Linked DNA regions of Homo sapiens: region 2 is linked to region 1. The links are chromatin contacts, found by Hi-C in ENCODE. All regions are on one chromosome and are shown on one strand. The core of a region is the stretch at or near the end of the contact, and the rest is flanking DNA. Distances in the headings are between cores, read along the strand shown. Region 1 overlaps CREBBP (CREB binding lysine acetyltransferase). Region 2 has its middle 61 kb from the start of ADCY9.

Region 1 (3,163 bases), core at 1-2,500:
CAGGACAGTCATGTCGTGTGCAGTTCTTCCAATGAGAGATGATTTGTCGTGAAGATGCACAATGGGCAACTATGACCAGAAAAACAACGAGATGTTATTTTTCTATCCAAATCGTCACACTTTCAATTATACCTAAATTATAATGCCAGATTCCATAAGAAAATGGTAACAAGTGTAACCATAACACAGTATAGGCAGTCCTCAACTTACAAACAGGCTGTTTTCCAAAAAGTTTGTAAGTTGACTGTTGAGAAATCCAAACAAAACTTCCCCTAGAAGCAATGTTATGAAGGATGGGTGATAAAGGGCAGCCCACAAAACAAAACAAAAACTATTCAACCTGGAATAGCGAACAACTGCAATGAAAGGTAGAACAAATAATAGTTCTGTGATGTCACTATTTAAAATAAAAATGTTCAATTATGTTTCAAGATGAAACCACCTAAATACTACAGTGAAGAAATACAGATAGAGAAGCAAATGAGAAGTCTGTAGAGATTCTGAAAGGGACTCTGGGCACTTGGTGAAGAAGTACTCGAGAGGCTAACTGACCCTGGTTATTCCGTCTTCATCTTCTAAAGGTCTAACCTTACCCTTCTCTGCTTCTCTGTTACAACAGGGTTACTCTGGGGACTCACAAATGTCACAACGGGAGACGGGGAGACCAGGGGGAGATTCCCCTAAGTTTATGAGCATAAGCAGAGAAGGAAAGAGAATAAAGATTAAAGGAAAGTACAGCTGTTAATAAGAAACACTTCCTTCGGTAGAAATGAGGTGTCTGCGGTAAAAGGGGAGACAGAGGGCACGTGAAGTGCCTAGTTCACCACCCCCCCTGGGATGATACAGTGCATAGTTCCCCATGTCACTGCCAGTCACCCAGGACAACTTCGCTGTCATCCGCACTTGCCTCAAGACACAGGACAGAGGAGCAAGGCCGCAGGCCACCAAGACAGATGTTGGGATGCAGGAAGGGCGTGTGCCTGCACGTGCCTGTGCTATGTTCATTGCCCCAAAAGAAAACCACAATCTAGACATTCACAACAAAGACAGTGCTCAAGAAGTGACCAATGTCTTCCGTGACAGAGGAAGGAGGAAAAGAACAAATACGGGGCACAGCTTCAAGCAGCAGAAGTTCACAGAGTATCAGAAAACCAAATCGCCTTTCTCTTCAGCAGATAAGACTTCCTGGAGCACCTGACTGTCGTCGCGTGGGGAACGTGAGCGCAACATGTCTTGCCACACCCAATGGAAGGCAGCACTCAGGCTGCCGGAGCCTTATGAACCAGAGAGCTGCTGTAAGAACAATAAAGGCAAATTCTTCCTGACCTCTACCACTAGGAGTTCCAAAAACAGCACTTACCTTGGCAGGCTTTCCCAGCCTGACAATGCGTCATGTGATTCAAAACGTTTTTCATGGTTCGACAATGCGGGAGCGAGCAGGCCCGAACCTCTCCGTTTGCTTGCTCTCGTCTCTGACACTTATGAGCATGAAGCAGTAGAACCAGCTGCTGCTGTATCAGTTTGCGTTTTTCAGGATCTGCAGTGGGGCCTGTTGCAATTGCTTGTGTGGGTACAATTCCCACTGATGTTTGCATCTGAGACTAAAATAAAGCAAAATAATAAAAATACTTTAACCTCTCAGAGTTCCAAGTCATATTCATTAATTATTTCTCAAACAAAAGCAAAAGCTGATGGATAATACCGACCACAGAGAGAAGGCTGGTGTAGTTCTCTAACCCACTGATGACTTTAAGAAGATCCAGCAGCACAGAAATCAACCCAACTCAGCAGCAAGGCTGATTCAAGTTCACTTGTATACAATTATCATCCAAGCAAGACAATGGCTGGCTCTTCACTGTAGCAACCAAAATCCAACTCACTCTACAATATACACAACTACAGGAAAAGCTGTGTACTATACCAGCTGGACCATATGAAACTGCTGTTTCTGTAGGTCCCAAATGGCCAAACACTGGCAATTTCATAGGGTACAACCTAATTAAAAAGATTGCCAAGGCCTGGCCGAGCGCGTTGGCTCACGCCTGTAATCTCAGCACTCTGGGAGGCCGAGGCAGGCGGATCACGAGGTCAGGAGATCGGGACCACCCTGGCTAACACGATGAGACCTCATCTCTACTAAAAAACAGAAAAAATTAGGACTATAGGCGTGGTGGCGGGTGCCTGTAGTCCCACCTACTCGGGAGGCTGAGGCAGGAGAATGGTGTGAACCCGGGAGGCGGAGCTTGCAGTGAGCTGAGATGGCGCCACCGCACTCCAGCCTGGGCGACAGATCGAGACTCCGTCTCAAAAAAAAAAAAAAAAAAAAAAAAAAAAAAAAAAGATTTGCCAAGGCCTGACCAATTGCAATGTACTACAAACATTTGATGTAGCAAAAAGAATCAGAGCCACCTTTTGGATTTCATTATCACATGACTAGAAGGACAATGCGTGCAGCTTGATTTCACAGCAACCATTACCTCTCCTAAAAGAATAATGACAGTTAGCCTTAATACAACCACCCAGTGCAATGGGAAATGCATTCTTGTCCTATGCTTTGTTTTTCATTACAATTTCCACTCAGACAGCTGACAATTTTTAAAGATTTGGTGATCTGCTAAAAATACAGAAAGGGTTTGCTTTCAGTTGCCTGAAATAACAAGCCAGACCAAACAAACCTTTTAACAGCAAGGCAAATGGAAAAGGGGACCCATAGAGTCTTCTTCTTTACAAACTATAAGCATTCTTCAGATAAACTTACTGAAAAAGACTTAGGCAGTAAGAGAAGTGTTCCTAATGTGCAACAGTATCATCCACAGTTCCGGGATTTCCAATTTTCTCTAGTACTCTGATATTTCCAGCTTGCTTCCACGACCCTCATTACCTCCCCTAAAGTACGCCACTCGGATTTTTTAAAAATGTATGAATCAAAACTGTATATTCACAAAGAGGAGAGAAAACTATACAAATAATTTTTAATGAATCAAAGCTCACTTTTAAAAGTTTATAGAGTTTTCTGTTTTGATTTTACCTTTATGAGAACTAGAAAATAAGTACGTAGAAAAGCTGGGTGGCTGGGCTTGGGAGCAAAACTCTTGGAAGTCTGAGAAGGACCCAAAGCAATTCTGAGAAGGACCCAAAGCAAAATCAGCATCCTAGCTGAGAA
Region 2 (3,115 bases), core at 363-2,862, 380 kb after region 1:
GGCAGGAGAACCGCTTGAACCCAGGAGGCCAGAGGTTGCAGTGAGCCAAGATGGCGCCATTGCACTCAGCCCTGGGCAACAGCGCGAGACCCCATCACAAAAAAAAAAAAAAAAGAAAGAAAGAAAGAAAGAAAAAAAAAAAAAAGAAAAGCGCCAAGCACTGGTGGGTTCAGGAGCATAAAACTTTGATTTTAGGTATTATCCAGTCCAGCTCTCTTCTGTAATACCGTAGTGGAGGTCCTCAAACTTTCCTTCCTGTAATAGTCTAATCTTCTTCTAACCGGTGTCTCTCTCTTCCTCTTTGACCCTTTTAATTCATCCTCCACGTTGCAGCCACAGTGATCTTTCTACAACACAGAGCTGATCATGTCTTGCTGCCCTCAGGATAAGGTCCGAAGTTCACATGTTCTACCAAGGCCCTTGACTCCTGAGACCACACGGACCTTCAAATCTTGTCTCTCTTCACCCTCACCCTTCTCTACATTCCTCTGACAATATTCCCCAAAGATGCAACAGACTTACTCCAGTCTGCCAAAGGAATTCCAGTTTCAAGGGCTAGCTCAAATGTCATCTTTTCAATTAAATCTAACCTGACTCACTCACTTCCCCTAGGATATTAGTTTCTCTTCCATACTTCAAACCACCTTAGTGCAGTATTGCATTCATTACCCTGACTTGTATTCATTTGCAGAGACTGAGAGACCATCATGGTGAGGGACAGATTTTGACTTCTCATAACCCTTTCTGTCCTTAGTTAGCACAGCAGAAGTCAGCGGTCCAAAAAAAAAAAAGTTTAAGCCTTGTGCGGTGGCTCATTCCTGTAATCCAAGCACTTTGGTTGGCCGAGGCAGGAGGATCGCTTGAGCCCAGGAGTTGGAGACCAGCCTGGGCAAGATGGTGAGACCCCACCTCTAAAAAAAAATTTTTTTTTTTTTTTAATTAGCCAGGTGTAATGGGACTGTAGTCCCAGCTTCTTGAAGAGGCTGAGGTGGGAGGATCGCTTGAGCCCATGATGGCATCACTTCACTCTAGCCTGGGTAACAAAACAAGACTCTGTCTCAAAAAAAAAAAAAAAAAAAAAAAAAGTTTACTTAAAGAATGAATGCTCTTAGACTAGGCGTGGTAGCTCACACCTGTAATCCCAGCACTTTGGGAGGTCGAGGCAGGTGGATCACCTGAGGTCAGGAGTTTGAGACCAGCCTGGCCAACATGGTGAAACCCCGTCTACTAAAAATATAAAAATTAGCTAGGCGTGGTGGCATGCACCTGTAATCCCAGCTACTCAGGTGGCTGAGGCAAGACAATTGCTTGAACCCGGAGGGTGCATGTTGCAGTGAGCCAAGATCGTGCAATTGCATTCCAGCCTGGGCAACAAGAACGAAACTCCATCTCAAAAAAAAAAAAAATTGAATACTCTTCCTTTATAAACACACAGTGAGCTCCTGGAAGAGCCCAGGTGAGACCTGGGTCATCTGATACCCAGATCAGGGCACTGCTTTCTGAAGCTGCTGATTCTGCCTGTTCTCCATGGCCATTCAGCTGGATGGCTCCTCACTGACCTGGACTTTGAAACATCAGTACGGTGACAGGCATTTGCAGAAGCAGGAACCCAAACTGCTGTCTCTAAGGAGAGCCTCTGTGCTTGTCCTAGGGAAGTGTTTTGATTCCCAAGGGCTTTGAGCTGCACTGTAGGCGGCCACAGAGCAGGTGAGTCATCCCAGCCCACACCCGTTCTCTGCGGAAGGGCCCTAGCATCTGTCTGTGTTGGGTGTTATGGGAAATAGGTGCTCTGAACTGACTGGGGTCCCAGGGAGGGAGGACTGCCACTATGGCCAAGGTTTCCCTCATCCCCAGTGGTGAAAGCAGGAGGAGTGATGGCCTTCGTCTATCAGAACAAACATAAAGGGACTTGGGAGCACAAGTGATGGCCTCAGAAAAGCTGCAGCATGTGATAAAAGTCTAGGGACACAGCTCACCACTCTGCTGGGCCCCATCTGGAGAGTCGAATATGTAGGGTCTGGGGGGCCTTTTACCTAAGCAGCCTGTTCCCCACTGCCTGCCCTCATTAGTGTCTCTTCACTTCCCCAAATTCAAAGCTCTCTTGCCAGACACAGTGGCTTATGCCTCCAATCCCAGCAGTCTGGGAGGCCAAGACGGGTGGATTACCTGAGGTCAGGAGTTCGAGAGCAGCCTGGCCAACATGGTGAAACCCTGTTTCCACTAAAAATACAAAAAGTAGCTGGGCATGGTGGCGTGTGCCTGTAGTCCCAGCTACTCAGGAGGCTGAGGCAGGAGAATCGCTTGAGCCTGGGAGGTGGAAGTTGCAGTGAGCCAAGATCATGCCACTGCACTCCAGCCTGGGTGACAGAGTGAGACCCTGTCTCAAAAAAAAAAAAACAAAACAAAAAAAAACCCAAAAACACAAATTTGAAACTCTCAAGGAAAACACAAGGAATTTCTCCCTAGGAGTGCCCTACCATCACGCTAGACTCAACCAGGACATTTATCATACAGCTGAATATTGTTTTTAAGCAAAGTTAACATGTAAAGTAGAGGAAGATATCTTCACTATACAAACCCTTTTCCCCATAAAGGGCTCCCCTGATGCGTGCATTCACTGGCGGCTTGCTAGTTTAAGGTCCTGGAAAGATTCAAGTACTATTGCAGAATAATCCCTGTCCCCCACAACAAAGAAAATAAATCACATGCCCAAATTACTGTAACACAAGGAGTAACGTAAGAAATCCTTCAGGGAAGGGTAACAAAGGTAAGTTTGGGAATCTGGAGGCAAATGAGATCCAAGGGACACAATGGGGGAGGTGGCACTGGAACTGGGCTTGGATGTTGCCATTCAGAAACCGGTGAAACGGCCTCCCAGATGGAGGAGCCATCAGCAGCAAAGGAATAGATGGATGGAATGACAGACGATGGATGGAATGAAATGTTAGGCACTCCACGTGGAAACCCACAAGGGTGAGCTGAAACAGCACCTTCCACACACTCGAGCCCCGGGGATACAAGTAACGGCACAAGGAAAAGGCTCTGACTTGCAAAGGTATAAGATAAACCCAAATACTGCAGCAGCAGGGTTTATTCTTTCTTTTTTTTTTTTCAA

What was found. Hi-C counts contacts between places; a loop is a spot of excess contacts on that map. Pooled maps may share reads with other maps.
Region 2: a map of right cardiac atrium shows a loop between it and region 1 (4-fold over the local background). The contact joins two enhancer-like sites. A Hi-C loop is called at or near these places in 1 of 168 maps with a recorded cell type or tissue (right cardiac atrium), 5 of 37 single-sample maps with no recorded cell type and 7 of 50 pooled maps.

The regions. Positions count from the first base shown.
Region 1 is chr16:3,792,026-3,795,188 of GRCh38, forward strand. CREBBP (CREB binding lysine acetyltransferase) reads right to left here. Exons shown (of 31, transcript NM_004380.3): 4 at 1,361-1,601; 5 at 1-69. Among named protein-coding and RNA genes, the nearest start is that of TRAP1, 76 kb to the left of the region's middle. Within about 2 kb of position 1,251, at least 9 of the 41 ENCODE cell types and tissues checked have a DNase peak (open chromatin) inside an H3K27ac peak, as active enhancers do.
Region 2 is chr16:4,175,484-4,178,598 of GRCh38, forward strand. No RefSeq gene overlaps it. Among named protein-coding and RNA genes, the nearest start is that of ADCY9, 61 kb to the left of the region's middle. Within about 2 kb of position 1,613, at least 4 of the 41 ENCODE cell types and tissues checked have a DNase peak (open chromatin) inside an H3K27ac peak, as active enhancers do.